Linked DNA regions of Homo sapiens: region 2 is linked to region 1. Evidence: chromatin loops called from intact Hi-C (ENCODE). Cell type or tissue: natural killer cell. All regions are shown on one strand. Each heading gives the region's core, and the rest is flanking DNA. Links, peaks and the distances in the headings are about the cores only. Region 1 has its middle 550 kb from the start of SGCD. Region 2 has its middle 490 kb from the start of SGCD.

Region 1 (8,344 bases), core at 46-8,045:
TTCAGATCTCATGTTTCCTCCTGGATTGCTCTCTGGAAAGGTTTAGTTGTTTAATACTTTTGCCATGTGCTTAAAGAGACAACCAAATTGCTGCAACAAAGATATGTATTCAAGGATGTTCATTGCAGTATTGCTTATGATAACAACTGAAAATATCCTAAATAACCATCAATGGAAGATTGAGTAAATACATTACAGAAGATGCCATAAGATAATACCAAACTGTCCATTAAAAAGATGAGTAGGATTTGTATATATTGAGTAGGAGAATTATTCATAATATATACAGTAAAAAATGTAAAGAAGTGAATTAGAGAACCACATGTATAATATTACATTGTTTGTGTAAAAAAATTTGAGTTAATACACTCTATGCATACAAAGTATGCTAGAATGTATTCCAAACTGTGAGGAGGCTATTGTGGAGAAGGTGGTATGTGAAGTGATTGAAAGGAAATTTCACATTCTTATTTAAGCGTACACCTGTATTTCATGAATTTTAGATTATTTTTAGAAACAGCCAAAAAAAAAAGAAAGAAAAAAGAAAAAACCAAAAAACCGGAGGCATATTCAATTGTAGAAATGACCAAAAAAAAAAAAAAATTTGGAAGGGAGACTTGCATAGCAGAGGGAGAACATGCCAGAGGATACAAGTTCATGAGTCTGGTTCTTCCACTTTGCTCCCAAATGGTTGAATGGTAGCCAGGATGGAACCCATTGTCTTCCTACTCTAACTCAAAATCTTCTCTCTTCCCACATCCCCCAGTTTTTAACCTTGGCATAGTCCTGGAGGATTCTTCTTTTCCTTATTTACTTGCATTCTACATCCAACTAGCCTCAAAGTATCTTTCATGCATTGTCATTCTTTCCTTTTTCTTTGTTATTCTTTTGTAATATGTTGTTCTGGCCTATTGGCGTGGCCTTCTTCCAAGTATCCATCTATTATACATTTGTACTCACGGCACAGTAATCCTTCTAAAACACAGAGGTAGTCCTTTTTGTTAGCCCTCAAGAGTCTACCTGATGTCGCCTCACCAATTCTGTCCTTTCCTACGCCCTACACAAGATTTCTTTCACTCCTTAGGCCATGCTTTGTACCTTTTCTCTTTCATTTTTTTATTCATAGGACTTGCTTCTCCATTTTTTTTTCTACTATGCAAACTCTTAAGGTATATTACTTCATGTTATAGTTATGGTGATTGTACTACTCTCCTTTTCTCACGCATTCATTCATAGTGTGACTTCTGGGTACCTGGTATCGTGCTGGGTGCTGAAGATACAACAGACCACCACACCCCTGTCCCCTCCCCAGGCTTAGGCAAAGCCCAAGGAGGCAAGCAAATCATATTTTACAACTTGGGAGAAGCACTGGGGAGAGACCAAACATAATACCAGGAGAATAATAGCAATGATAGGGTGGGCACAAAAAGGAGGGTGTGGTTAGGAAAAGTCTGTTTGAGGAGTGACATTTAATTTGGACTTGAAGAGCATAAAGGAGCCAGCCATAGGATGTGGGGGGCAGGGGTGGGTGGGAAGAACATTCCAGGAAGATGGAATATCGCATAGAAGCAGATGTTCAAAGACCTTGGAGCAAGAAAATGCTTAGCTGTATAAAGGATCTGAAAGAGGAGTTTGGCTGGAGAAAGATGATTGAAAGGCACAGTGGCAGAAGATGTTAGAAAAGTAGTAGCCTTAAAAGTTAGGAATTAAAAGTCATGTTATAAATTTTGATTTTATTCTGAGGGCAGTGGCGTGCTGTTGGAGGGTTTGAAGCAGGGAGGTGAGATTATAAATCCAGCTTTATCCCTTTCTGCTTTCCCCCTAGCACCTGTCACAACATCCTGCATATAATTGTTTCTCAGTAAGTACTTGTTGCATTATTGAATGCTGTGGCTGTGATTGATTATAGAATTAGCCACATGTCAGCATGGTATGAATTTAGTCCTCTTTATCAGTTTTTATCCCGCAAGCTCGATAAGTTCATAAAAAGGTAACTTTCTTAGTAATCTCCTATTTTCAGTTCATTAATCACATACTGAATGATGGCTCTGGTTTTGCTTTAAAAAACAGACGTGATCTCTCTTAAGTATTCTGGATATTTGAACCTTCGTTTAAATCCCACTGAGAGGTTTTAATTTTTTTCTTTAACAAAAGAAGTTTGAATTTTTGACATCAAAAAAACCACAAAAGTGCTCCTGTCATCTGAACCAAAAGTATATGTATTTGTAGTGACTTAGAACATAAATGGTCCTTGGCAATTTGTAGATGAAGAAAATGAAGCCCAGAGAGTCTAAGTCCCTTGCGTGCAGTCATTCAGTTTGTTAATACTCGGATTTCCTGGGTTCCACCATGCCCTGCCATGTTGCAACTCTCATTTTGCTGGGGTATTTCTCTTTTCCTAGATTTTTCCTTTTTTTAACACAGTGCCTTGTTCTGTCACCTAGGCTGGAGTGCAGTGGTACCATCATAGCTCACTCCATGCTCAAACTCCTGGGCTTAAATGGTCCTCCTGCCTCAGCCTCCCAAGTAGCTAGCACTGTAGGTATGCACCATCATGCCTGGCTAATTTTTTAATTTTTAATTTTTTTTTTTTTTACAGAGTGTCACTGTGTTGCCCAGGCTAGAGGGCAGTGGCGTGATATCAGCTTACTGCAATCTCCACCTCCCAGGTTCAAGCGATTCTCCTGCTTCAGCCTAACTAGCTGGTATTACAGGCGTGCGTCAATGTGCCCGGCTAAATTTTTTTTTTATTTTTAGTAGAGATGGGGTTTCACCATGTTGGCCAGGCTGTTCTCGAACTCCTGACCTCATGATCCACCCGCCTTGGCCTCCCAAAGTACTGGGATTACAGGCTTAAGCCACTGCACCCGGCCTTAATTTTTTATACAGATGGGGTCTCCCTATGTTGCCCAGGGTGGTCTTGAACTCCTGGGCTCAAGTGATCCTCCAGTCTTAGCCTCCCAAAGCACTGGGATTATGGCCATGAGCCACCAAGCTCAGCCTCTGTTTCTAGATTCTTATCTAATGCACTATAATGTTGATAAGCAGACTGCCTAATAATTATTAGCATTATTCTCTTTCAATAAAAGCTGCTTATTCGATTTTTAAGAAGATATAATTGAGAAGTTTCTCCTGTTTATGTTTTGTGAACAAGTAATAATTACGAATCTCTTTATTACAAGTGACAGAAACCAAATTCAAAGTGGAGAATACTTGGTTTCCATAGTTAAGCTATGGGAAGTAGGGCTGGCAGTAGGTACTACAGGGTCACAGCACTTCAGAACTTGCCTCTTCCTGGGAAAAGGCAGCAGTTTCTGTTTGCACCAGTGGATAAATGGAAAGGGGGAGCAATTCACTCTCACATATAAGGAGGGCGCTGTTTCTCAGGGGAGGGATGCTGACACAAAGCAACAAATGTTGGCCCTACTTTAGAGAAAACAGTTATTTAGAATAGTAATCATAGTGGCAAATATTTGTGTAGCACTTTGATATATTCCAAGTGCTTTCATCTTCACAAAAATCTTCTGGGCTCTCAGGAGGGACAGTCTGGCTAGAGACAAGTGAATAAGGTAAAGAGCAGTAGCAGCCAGGTCAGAGGGACATAGGGATTGCCACTTCATCAGGCAGAGACAGGGATGGATGGAGCAGAGGTCTGTCCAGATCTAGAATCCCTGCTTTTGACCACGTAGTGTTTTATAGACCCCCTGTTATAATGACTCCTTTACTTTAGCTATGTATTGGATTTTTCCAAATGAATGTTACTTCGGAGTTAAGTCTTCCAGATACAATAGATAAACAAGTTAGGTAGCAAGGTTTTAAGTTATTAATGGTTTTCTGGGTGGCTGCATTTGTGTACTGATTTTGTAACTGGGTACCCCCATTTTTTTCTAAGAAAAGGGGAATGAGTTACTATTATTATTTTTTTTATTTTCCTTTCTGTTTTCCCCTTTTCCCCTGTCCCAACTTCCTACTAACCCCTATTGAAATGCAAATAGAACCTTTTACCTCTCTTTCACCAGACACTTCCGGTAGGGCAAGTTCATTTTACTACGTAAATCAAGTCAACAGTTGATTTATAAACCAAAGCATGCCCACTGTGGAACTCTTACCCACCAGGAGGTTACCTCTAGTACTACTACTTACGAAGTAAGTAAGCACTCTCTACGTTAGTAAGTATTACTATGCTGCTGTCTCCCATTTGGGGAGTTTTTGGCCTAGTCCTGCCCACAGGGTGCCAGTAGTCATCCACTTGACCACCCAGTAGATAAGGCACCGGAGCTAGTGTGTGGAACTCCCTACCCTTGCTCACCTCTCCTGCCTTTTAGAAGTGTCCACTTCTGCTGTAAAAGTGAAGTAGTACCCTTTAAGCAGGAAGCCTGTACTCCTTCCCTTAAGCTAGTTTTGGAATAAATCTCTTTCTTTATGCCATACCTTGCTCCTGTTAATTGGACTTTGTAAACAGCAAGTGAGTAACCTGCATTTTAGTTACAATTTGTTATTATTTTTTCTTCATAAAGACGGGGTCTCACTATATTGGCCAGGCTGGTTTTGAACTTCTGGCCTCAACCAGTCCTCCTGACTTGGCCTCCCAATGTGCTGGGTTTACAGGTGTAAGCCACCATGCTTGGCCTGCCCTGACTTCTTTAATAAACTTCTTTAAAAATACCTGTGATGTTCTAGGCCTGGTACTGAGTATGTAGGATTAAAAGTTGAACAGGGTATTGTCATTGCCCAGGAGAGACTACCAGGTATTTGGGAAGACGGATATGTGAACAGATGATTATAGCAATGGGGTAATTGCTAAGGAAACTCTATTCTAAGATGATGGGAGGACAGAAGGCAGGGAGTATGTCTAGGGGTAAGTCAAATAAAACTTCCTGAAAGAGACAACATTTGGATCAAGGGTTGAAGAGTATTTAAGGTTTAGTGCCTTTTCTAGGACTTTGGGTTGGTGGATGGAAGAAGAATGCTACAAGCAAGGGATGTAGTGTGTGCACAGGCCAGCCGAAGGTCATGATGATGTCACCGGAGCACAGGATGTGGGTGGAGACCTGAGGGTGGTGTGAAAATGTTGTGAGGGGGAGCATGAAACTGTCTCCTCACCCCAGAGTCCACTGTAAAATTATAACATACATGTTGATAGTTGAGTTCTAGAATGCTTGATAAAAGTTGGAATCAGATTTTTATAATTATGCCTCCCCTCTCAAGGACCCAACTTCTGTTTGGAGTCCATTTTGCCATTCAGTTAACATGTAAGAGAAGCGACTGAGGAAATTTTATTCGAATTCCACAATGCTGGATTTTAACTTGGCTCAAAATCTTGGGTCACTTCAGGATATTTTGGGTTTTGAGAGGCCAGCCTGCTAGCTTTATTTTAGGACTGTTGCTATAGAAAGCATTTTTCACAATTTTCAGCAATTTCTACCTGTGTATCAGTAAACCCTGAATTGGAGCTCTGCCGGGGTACTTTGGTAACATTCTTTCCCCTTAAAAATGGAAGCAGAAATCAAATACTAGGAGCCATTTTCCCTTTGTCCTTGTTGTGGTTTCCTACTGTTGCTGTAACAGATCAGTGCAAATTTAGTTACTTAAACAACACAATTTACTTTCTTCTTGTTCTGGAGGTCAGAAGTCCGAAATCCATTTCACTGTGCTGAAGTCAAAGTGTTGGCAGGGCTGGTTCCTTCTGGACACTCTGAAGGGAAAATCCATGTTCCTGGCTTTTTCAGTGTTGAGTGGCTGCCAGCATTCCATGGCTCATAGCCCCTTCCTCCATCTATAAGACACATCACTCCAATCTCTGCTTCTGGTACCACATCACCTTCTCCTTCACAGACTCCTCCTGCACCCCTGTGATAGGCACTCTTGGGATGATACCAGGCCCACCTGGATGATCCAGGATCATCTCCCCACCTCAAGGTCCTTAACTTGATCATATCTGCAAAGTCCCTTTTGTCACAGGAGGTAATGCAGGTCCAGGGATTAGGTCAAGGACATTTCTGGAGGCCACTATTCAGCTTTCCACAGACCCCTACCAGTTTATGCATCCATAAACTTGGGTGGCAGCAGCTCTGGTACCTTCTCAATCACATTGATGCTGCACACATTTCAGTAGTTGAAGTTTTGTGTACTTTTTGTCTAATTTGCATCTAAATGCTTTTGAATTTACCATACAGAACCATGCAAACAAGGAATTCAGTGATCTAAATTTAATATCATTGTTTGTTAGAGTTTCTTAAGACTTGCTTGACAGTGAGGGTAATATTTAGCATAAAGTTGCCTTAGCAAGTTTAAAGAAAGAAAACATTTATTTTTAAAGAGCTAGAGTGATTGATCTCCCATGATGTCCTGTGATGTCTTTATTGTATTTTCAGGACACCTTCTCTGCTTTATATTCCTGTTGTTTGTGTACATGATTTGTCTATTAGACTGTAAGCTTCTTGGGGATGGGGCCCTTTTCTGATTTATCAGTCTATTTCATAGAGCACATAACACACCTGAAATATGATTAGATGCTTTGCATGTATTAACTTTTTAAATGCTCACAAGAAACCCATGAGACAGAGACTCAGAGGATATATAATTTGCCCAAAATTAGACAACTAATAAGATACAGTGCTGATACTCAAACATACTCTGACTCCTGCGCCCATGCTTTTTCCAACTCTATTATGCTCCTTTTGACTACTGCACTCTTTGCTGAATGAATTATAATTATTGCTTTTTAGCTAGCACAGCACTTTTACATACCTCATTAGATGCCCATTAAAAAAAAGACAGGCAACTATCACTTGCTTCTTTATTTTAGAAATAAGCAAACAGGGTGAAAATGGTCAATATGTCCATTTATTCACTCATTCAGTCTCTGATTATGCAGGCATTCACTAAACTTCTATGAGGTGCCAAGCCTGGAGGATGCCTTGGGAAACAGTGGTAGACAGGGAGAGAAGTCTGTTCCCTCAGGGAGCTTATGATGCTACAGGGAACACAGCATTACCTGGGCCAATTCTGCTCCAAAGGAGAAGTAGAGTGTTTTGTAGAAACAGACAATAGGGGATTCAATCTGGGTCATCACAAATGCTTTGCTGTCCAGGGTATATTAATCAATGCACTTTTGGTTTCCAGTAACAGAAACTGTATTCAAAAAAGTGAAAACTTTTGGCTAGGTATTGACTTACATTGCTGAAAAAAGTTTCTGGATGTTAACTAGCTTCTGACTAGGTTCAGAAATTTATATGATGTTATTAGAACTCTATTGGATTTATTCTTCACAGATTATCCTACTTGATTACAAAGGTGGCAATTGGGCAGTGATATGCCTTTATTTTTCTTAATGATAGAGACCCAGGAATATAGGACGGCAATTCTTTCTTGATAACTCCAAAAAACATAGTTCCTTAGGGGGACTCAGTCTGGCCCTGTTTGGACCACATGTCCAAATATCACTATGGCCAAGGGTTCAGAGTACATTGGACAAGTCAGTTTGCCCCCTTTGAGCCTCATTTTCCTTATCTGCAGAATATGAATAACAGTTATCATCCTCTTCACAGCTTTACTGTGGGAAATAAATGAGACAATGTGTGTATGTATTGAACACAGAGACTGGCACAAAACAGACACTGGATAAATATGGTTATTTTCATAATTATCAAAGGTGGTATTATAAAATCCTTAGGATGGAAGAAACCACAGAGGTGAAGTCCATCTCCAGTCTTCCTTTAACCCTTACTAGCTGAGTACTACCAAAGCACTTTGATTGGCAAGACTGGGTCCTTTCCGCAACACCCCCCACCCCCGCCCCACCTCCAGCCCCCTCAGCTTCACTATGCAGGAAGCAGAGCCTTGTACTTGACTTTGGAAGAGGATAGTTTTCTGAAAAGCAAATTTTCTGATATTTTTCGGGCAAAATGTCTGCTCATCTTATGAGACAAAACTAACAGATATTCCTTATAGACTCACAGAGTTAGTATAGTCAGTTATACTATGGCATGAACCACATGTTTTAAAAAATCACCACATTATGCAAAGTCAGCCAATAAAAGCCAAGAGCTTATGGGACAAATGGGGTTATGGGCACCACAATCACACTTCATCAATGAAACATCAAAGGTAGCAACCTTATAAAAACACTACTATAACTTTATCCATGGGTACTTCAATAAATATGGCACCTTAGCTTGAGAAAGATCTGAAGTGTTGCTGTTGGAGATGGACAAGAAAAGGGTTCCTGCTTGTGAGTTGTTGGGAAATAGTGGAAGAAACATTATCAAACTTGATGATCTTTTGCAGCCTTAAATTCTGGAACATGGTTTTCTGCCTTTTAGAATAGGTCTTTCATGGCATA
Region 2 (8,344 bases), core at 278-8,277, 63 kb after region 1:
TCTGTGATATATTCCTCCACCTGCTCTTGCGGTTTTGATTTTTGCTCCTGTTGACTGCCTCTCCTTGATATCAGGGTCTCTCCCTTTCTCCGTGCCTCCGTCTCCTAGTTCATTTCATCTTGTACAATGCACACAATATGAAAGGGGGAGATTTACCATTGTTTTAAGTTTAATTGCATTGCCTCTTTTAACCTCTTGCTGATTAAATAGTGGGAAACGTAGAAATAATTGTCAGATTTTTAGGAGAAAACAGGTTGAGAAGTGCACTTGCTTATTGAAGGATGCTTTCCCTTTTCACTGAAATTACCTGGACTTTTGTATGCAATTGCTTTGTGCCTTCCATTATTTTTAATTTCGGCTTACAATTAGAGCTTGCAAATTGAATTGCTTTCTCTGAGGAGCTGTGATTTCTCTATTTGGCAAGTGCCAGGCATCCCCCGTCACAAATCCCCACTTGCTCAGCTGAAATTAACATGGTTGATTTTGTTCTCTTGTACTGCAATCGGGTCTGATCAGTAGAATCATGATCTCACTTAGTAATTGCTTCCACAGAGTCTGTAGGGAGAGCGGATATGAGTGGTGCTCTGCCTGATGAGGAGAATGGAGGTTCTCCAGGGGAGTACAAGGGAGCTTTAGGCAATGATCTTGGGGATTATAGAGAGCTGTCCCTCTTTACTTGCACTCAGAAGTCTTGTGGTATTTACCAAAGCCATTAAGGGCCCTGATGTTGGAAGTGTCCTCTTTGGAATCAGGATAAATTCAAAGATGTGGTTAGCTGTTATCACTCACAGATGCTGCAAAGGAAAGCGTATTAACTGTGGGTATTCTAGCTCAATGCCAGCTTAGTTCTGGTTATTTTTATTAGGGAAAAATCTTAAGATATAGTCAATTCTTCAGTTCTTCAGTTTCATGTTTCATCTCAAAAAAGTTGATTTGAGTTCCGCAAATGAAAGAGAGATTAGTTTTGCAGGGTGCAAAATGAGATCCATTGTAGCTTTATGAGTGGCGAGTGGCAGGTCACTGGAGGTATTCAGGAATCTAGACTGGATGACCTCTAATGCCCTTTCTAATGCTGAGATGAATGATCCACTCCCTCACCTCTTTCTGTTCTCCATATGGTAGCAGCCTATAACTCTAACATTTATGATCTAACATTTATGAACTTTGTGGTCTCTTAATACCTCAGTATCTTTTGTGTCTCTATGTCTTTGTACTTCCTTTTCCCTAAATCTGGGAAACTTCTCTCTGGTCTTCTGCATGGTTGGCTCCAGTCTATTTTTCAGGATACAACGCAAGCATTGCTGCCTCTCTGTATACCAAGCCCCATCTTTAGGACTGAGTTAGGGATTCTAGTCTGCTCCTTATGCTTACTTGTCACCCTGTGTTATAACTGCTGGCAGCCTTGTCCTTCCTCCTGATGTGAGCTCAATGATAATGCTACATTGATTGATTAAATCACACATTGAAGATATAATAGACATGCAAAAAAAATTGTTGAGTGAGTGAGTGAAACCAAATAGTGTTTGATTACTTTTGTGTAGAGAATTATAGATTTTAAAAATAATATTTTGAATAGCATTTTAAATTTTAATTAATAAGTAAGTTTCATGGTACTTAGTTTTCTCTTATATGTACCTTTTCAGCCATACTCTTTCTAGGAATCTTGCGTACTTGTCAGTGAGCATGTATCTCAGTTTTTAAGAAAGTCAGGGCTGGGCACGGTGGCTCATGCCTATAATCCCAGCACTTTGGGAGGCTGAGGCGGATCACGAGGTCAGAAGTTCAAGACCAGCCCGGTCAACATCGTGAAACCCCGTCTCTACTAAAAATACGAAAAAAAAAAAAAAAAAGAAAAAAAATTAGCCAGGCATGGTGGGACGCACCTGTAGTCACAGCTGCTTGGGAGGCTGAGGCAGGAGAATCACTTGAACCTGGGAGATGGAGATTGCAGTGAGCTGAGATCGCACCAGTACACTCCAGCCTGGGTGACACAGAGAGAATCTCAAAAAAAAAAAGTCAGAAGGTACTGAGATCTTCTAAAGTTCAGTATAAAGAAGTAATCACTGTGCAGTGCTTATTTCTATAGACAAAACATTTTATATTTGTTACATTAAATATAATGGATAGGAAAATCTCTTTACCATTTGGTGAGTGGTTATGAATCACATGGAAGCAAGTATCCCTTTTATTTGCAAATTGGAAAGGTTTTTCTGGTAGTGATGGGCCTTCAAGAGACCTCCTTTCCAATAGAGGGTGCTGCTACTCCACAAGCTATGAGGGACCCCAACAGATGAAGACATCAAAAGAATTGTTCTAAGTGCATCACAGCTGGCTACTTGGAATTATGATTTATGTTCAGCTGTAGCCCAGTTTGAAGAATTTGAAACCAAGGGGGGAAAAGTCTATCTGTTCATTTTGCGAGCTCCAGTCTTGTTACATGCAGTGTTTCAGCACTTCTCAGGTGAGCAGCGGAAAGTGTAGTTCATCTAGCAGAGCTGTGCTTTTAGAGACCCCCCTCATGTTGCCCCTGCATGATGTATGAGTACCTGTGCTTCTCAAGGAACCCACATTTGCTGAGTGCATTTCTATTTCACTGTCTCTTTCTAATAATTTTAGATCAGGTCAACCTATTTGGCCTCTGGCTACATGAGAACAGTGAATACAGAATGCAAAATGATTAACAGATACAGTGAAAGGCCTAGATAACTTGTTTTCTTAGAGACCCTACACTGAGTTGTGGAAGGACATCAGTCTTCCTTTCACACCTGCTTAGTTTTGCTCATGGTGTGGCTATGGCCCTTGCTGTTTCTCTGCCTTTTAAATCCTTACCATCCTTTAAAGGCCGGCCCAAATGCCCATGCAGAGTTAAATACTCATTCCCACATACTATCCTGCTCTGGTTATTATTAATGTCACTTGCTTTATTTTGTCTTGTGTAATTATTAGTTGCTTACCTATGTGCCCCTCCTTTAAGACTAAATACTCCAAGGCAGGAACTGTGTCCTGATCCTCCTTGCACCCCTCAGTACCAAGAGCCTGCACATAAAAAGTGCCCAATAAACCTTGATTGATTTGAAATGAGTATTTCTGAGAACGGTACTGCATGTAAATATTGAACTCAGAATAACTAAAGCACAGCTTTATGAGTTCTTTAGAAGTGCAGTTGGCTATATATGTTCATAACAATTGAAAGGATAAAAAGTAAATGGTAGGTGAAATATGACTCATTTTGTGGTGGGCATAGGGGTGGTGCTCCAATTCAGGAGATGGTGTTTTGTAACCTTATCGTGTGATTCTACTCAAAGGTTTTACTTATAATTAATAATATGTTTTCCATTTTTGAGAAAAATTAGTGTTTGGGTGAGTTTTACACAAGTGGTGCTTGCCACGTTTCACACACTATATTATGGCTTGTGTCATGTACGTTTGACAATTCTTTCGTGCTTTTCACAGTTTAATGTTTTCTTCTTCGTGACAAGAAAAAGTCACCCAGCCTTTCCCTGCATTTCTCTCCTACACCAACTTTGTGGTGAAGACATGGTGCCTTGTGGTAAGTGCACTGTAGCAAAGAGTCCCACCCTACCAGTTGTCTGTGAAACCATTGAATGTAATCTTTTTTTTTTTTTTTTCGTGAGACGGACTCTCACTTTGTTGCCCAGGCTGCAGTGCAGTGGTGCAGTCTGGGCTCAGTGCAACCTCTGCTTCCCAGACTCAAACAATTCTCCTGCCTCGGCCTCCTGAGTAGCTGGGATTAAAGGCATGTGCCACCATGCCCAGCTAATTTTTTTTTTTTTTTTTTTTTTTGAGACAGAGTCTTTCTCTGTCACCCAGGCTAGAGAGCAGTGACGTGATCTCGGCTCAACGCAATCTCCGCCTCCCAGGTTCAAGCAATTCTCCCTGCCTCAGCCTTCTGAGTAGCTGGGATTACAGGCGCCCACCACCATGCCTGCTAATTTTTGTATTTTTAGTAGAGACAGGGTTTTGCCATGTTGGCCAGGCTGGTCTCAAACTCCTGGCCTCAGGTCATCCACCCGCCTCAGCCTCCCTAAGTGCTGGGATTACAGGTGTGAGCCACTGCGCCCGGCCTTGTAATCATTGTTTTTGAAACAAAAACCTTTATCACAAAAGTAACATGACCCAATGTGAAAAATGCAAACAATCTACAGAAATACAAATGGTGTGGAAAGTGAGCTTCTCCTTCACACATTCTCTAAATCCTACTGTGTTCCCCCAGAGAATGGCTGTCTCTATTCATTTAACAATATGTGTGTGTAACACACACATGACTTTTCTTCTCTTTCAGTTTTAAAAACTGTATATATTTAGGTATACAGTATGATTTCTGATGTACATATACATAGTGAGATGGTTATTGTATTCAAACATATTAACATATCCATTATCTCACATAGTTACATGTGTGTGTCTAGTCTTTTAGCAAAAGTATTTGCCAATTTTTGCCATTTTTTTCTTGATAATCATTATTTCAATTGCCCATCTCGCCTAATGACAGAAAACACTTTACTAGCAGTTCTACTTTTCATGGTTTCAGTTACCCACTGTCCAAAAGTATTAAAATGGAACATTCCAGGAGTAAACAATTTGTAAGTTTTACCTTGCATGCCATTCAGAGTAGTGTGATGAAATCCTGTGCCGTTCCCTTCCATCTTGCTCAGGAGGTGAATCATTCCTTTGCCCAGGGTATCCACTCTTATAGCCTACCCACCCTTTACTGTCTAGGAAAACATATGGTATATATAGCGTTTAGTACTATCTGTGGTTTCAGGCATCCACTGGGGGTCTTGAAAAGTATCCCCTGTGGATAACAGGGATCTACTGTATAGTCAATCCTAGCAAAATTATTTCAAGTTTCAGTCCTGACTACTTCAGTTTCCCTTGCTCATCCTTCTCTGGGACTTATTTAAATACTGGGAATTTAAGGAGTGTCATGGTTTCTGGACTGAGGAGATAGCTGGACCTCCATGGGGTCTGTCCACCATTGAATTTGCTAGGATGTACATCATTCCACCCTGTTCCAGATGTGGAGCCCTCCCTGGGCATCCAGTGAGATATTGGCAGTCCCACTTGGTTCTTGGCCATACTGATTATGCCACCATCTGCTGGTCTATCGAAGAGCATTTCAGATATGTAGACTTTCTTCCTTTTTTATTCTGCAAATGAAAAACGATTCTTCAAGGATATAGGAAAGTTATGGGGCCACCTTGGAACTTCTCTACCTCTGATACCCACCCCCGCCCCGCACTCAATCCAGCCATCTCTTTTCAAGTTTTATCATACCTTGATAGAGTGAAAAGCTCCTTCAGAAGAGTTTGCTGTCAGGGTTCAGAGGGAAAGCAGACATGGGCAGCTCTGCTCTCAAGCCCTGTACTGATCTGAGAGTTCTATTTCTCCCATCCACTTGACATTAACCTTCTTGGAGAGCTCAGAGTATGTGGTCTCTTTTCAGATATATGACTAGTTTATACTACTTGTTTTATTTTTCCTTGTTCTCCTGCCCAGGGAGAGGTATTTTTCTCCTCCTTCTAGCATAGAAAAACAAAATGTTTGCAAGTGTTTTACAAGTGGATCTCAGCTTTGGAAAACAGAAGTATCCAGAATTGGATGCCTTTTTGTAGCTCCGGTTCTAGTGTGACATCTTTATCTTAAGGGCAGTGGAGTAGCCAAGTTGGTGTTACAGGGTAAAAAGGAGTTTGGGTGAAAACATACTCACTTACTACTCTCAGAATCATCCATGTCCACAAATGCACATGTGCAAACTTATGTTGTATTTGTATTGTTTTGTTTCTGTTTGTTTGCTCTTTGCATAAATGGGATCATACTTCACATATTGTTTGTGACATGTTATTTTTTCCTTAGCAATGTGTAGTGAACATATGTTAATGGCTACTAGGATTTTTAATTTTTAAATTTTTATTATTTATTTATTTATTTTTGAGACAGAGACTCACTGGGTTGCCCAAGCTGGAGTGCAGTGGCATGATCTCAGCTCACTGTAACTTCCGCCTCCAGGGTTCAAGTGATTCTGTTGCCTCAGCCTCCTGAGTAGCTGGGACTGCAGGTGCCCACCACCACGCCTGGCTAATTTTTGTATTTTTAGTAGAGATGGGGTTTCACCATGTTGGCTAGGCTGGTCTTGAACTTCTGACCTCAGGTGATACACCTGCCTCAACCTCCTGAAGTGCTGGGATTACTGGCATGAGTCACTGCGCCCAGCCTTAAAAAATTATTTATGATACTTTTCACCATATAGAATTTTTGAAGATACATACTATTGCTTGCCAGGGGCACCATAAAGCATTTCTGTAAACCTGTGTTTCTCCAGATTTACACAAAGAGGGACATAAGTCATGGCATCCAGTAGCCCTCCTTCCTTCCCTGTTCTGTTCACATGCACAAGCCCCTTCAGGTCCCAACTCCTGTATTGTAGCAGAGCAGAAATGTCTAGAAAGCCTATTGTCATAAAAACAATCAGAACACAAGCTGTAACATAATTCAGTCTGCTTTCCTTACGTAGAAATCAGCAAAATCACTTTTTACTCAGCTACCTGAATAGTCATTCCAAGTTGAAAAGCAAGGTCTATCCTGTGGGGGTGTTGAAACTGCCTTTTAACGAGCTTTCATTCCGATTGCATTTGGGGACCTCAAAAAGGCATTTGGCCTGCTGAGCGCCAAGTTTCAGTGGACACATCTGGATACTTCTGTCTCTTTTTAAACTCTTTTTTTTATTATGAAGAAATGGAAACATACACACAATTTGAGGAAACAGCGTAATGAACTTTGTGAACCCGTCACACAGTCTCAACTCCTACCGATGCTCCCTCCTCCTTTCTGACAGACTGTTTTGAAGCACATCCTGGGTATCATATTGTTTTATCTGTAACTATTTCAGCAGGTATCTCTAAAAGATAAGCACTTTTAGTAAATGTGACCATAATGTCGTTCTCCTACTTAAAAGATTTTAACGATTATTTAATATTAACATATATTAATATTAATCAGTGGTTAAATTCCACCAATTGTCTCATAAATTCCTTTTTAAACAAATTAATTTGTTCAAATTAGGATTCAAAAAAGGTCCTCACATTGCACTTGGTAGATAAGCCTGTTAAGTTCCTTTTAGTCTATAATTTTCTCCCTGCTCTGTTTTCTCATAATTTATTTGTTGAAGAAATGAGAACATTATTCCATAGGGTTTCTTACATTCTATATTTTGCTGATGATATATTTTGCCCCCGTGTCATTTAATATGTTCCTCTGTGTATCTTGTAAATTGGAAGTTAGGTTAGAGTAGCAATTCTCAAAGTGTGTTCTGGGGATGCATGGGGGTTTCTGAGACACTTTCAGAGAATCCACGAGATCAAGACTAGTTTCACAATGATAGTAAAATATAGTTTTCTTTTTAAAAATCTCACTCTGTCATAGGTGTACAGTAGTTTTCCAGAATCTATTTGACATGTAGTATCACAAGTTGAATGCAGTGCAGATATAAAAATCAAACTCTTTTCCATTAAGCCATATATTAAAGAGATTTGCAAAAAAAAAAAAAAAAACAATTCAATCTACTTATTTTTTTGGGGGGGAATATAGCTATTTTTCATAAAAATGTGCTATTTATGTTAACATTGATAACCAAAATGAGTGACTGAGGCAGGCATCTCAATCAATCAGAGTTTTTAAGCCAGCTTTAGGGCACAGCCAGGAAAATGTAAATCACAGAGGCATCTGTTGCTGTTTTTCTGAATAGGTTTTCAGAAGGTTTATATTTATACATTTTCCTAAAGGGAGAAAGACATGTAGGGAAAGAGGTGGGTAGGAGCAAATGGTTACATTCTTGTGAGACTTTAGTTAATGCCCAGCAAATCTACATTTCACATAAAATTAAGGTGAATGTTTGAAGATAAAAGAAAAAAGAGTAAAGGAAGAATCAATTATGCATACATTTCTGGCTGGTGGAGGAATGATTGATCTTGTCTCTGTTCTGCACCTGGCGAGAAAAGGTTGTAATGATATCATCAGTGTGGAATCAAACAGATTTTAGTTTTAGGAGCTAGACTTAGATTGTAGACCTAAAGTTACATATGGCATGTCCTTGTTTATGGGAGGCCAGCAAAAAAATTTGCCTATAAATGATTTGTGGGGCAGTCATTCAGAGATGCCTGAGGCCTTTTACCTTTTCTGAGGGGTCTGGCTAATGTATAATGCTAGTAACAGCTACTCATTTGGAGGAGGGTGTGTGTGACTCAGCCTCCAGGCTTAACTTTCGCTTTGGCATAAGGAGTTTTGGGGTGCTGAGATTTTTATTTTCCTTTACAACATATAATGG

What was found. Hi-C counts contacts between places; a loop is a spot of excess contacts. Peaks named below come from ENCODE experiments on the same cell type or tissue, not always from the same donor. Only the 100,000 strongest peaks of a DNase experiment are listed, where the experiment ranks them.
Region 2: a loop joins it to region 1, with 2.7 times the contacts of the local background. A loop is called at or near these places in 2 of 110 quality-filtered maps.

The regions. Positions count from the first base shown.
Region 1 is chr5:155,768,850-155,777,193 of GRCh38, forward strand. It overlaps a transcript of SGCD not described here. Among named protein-coding and RNA genes, the nearest start is that of SGCD, 550 kb to the right of the region's middle. In natural killer cell, for the core only: no CTCF peak of the experiment used is centred there; a DNase peak (open chromatin) is centred at 5,032; H3K27ac peaks cover 1,214 bases.
Region 2 is chr5:155,831,222-155,839,565 of GRCh38, forward strand. It overlaps a transcript of SGCD not described here. Among named protein-coding and RNA genes, the nearest start is that of SGCD, 490 kb to the right of the region's middle. In natural killer cell, for the core only: no CTCF peak of the experiment used is centred there; a DNase peak (open chromatin) is centred at 3,550; H3K27ac peaks cover 289 bases.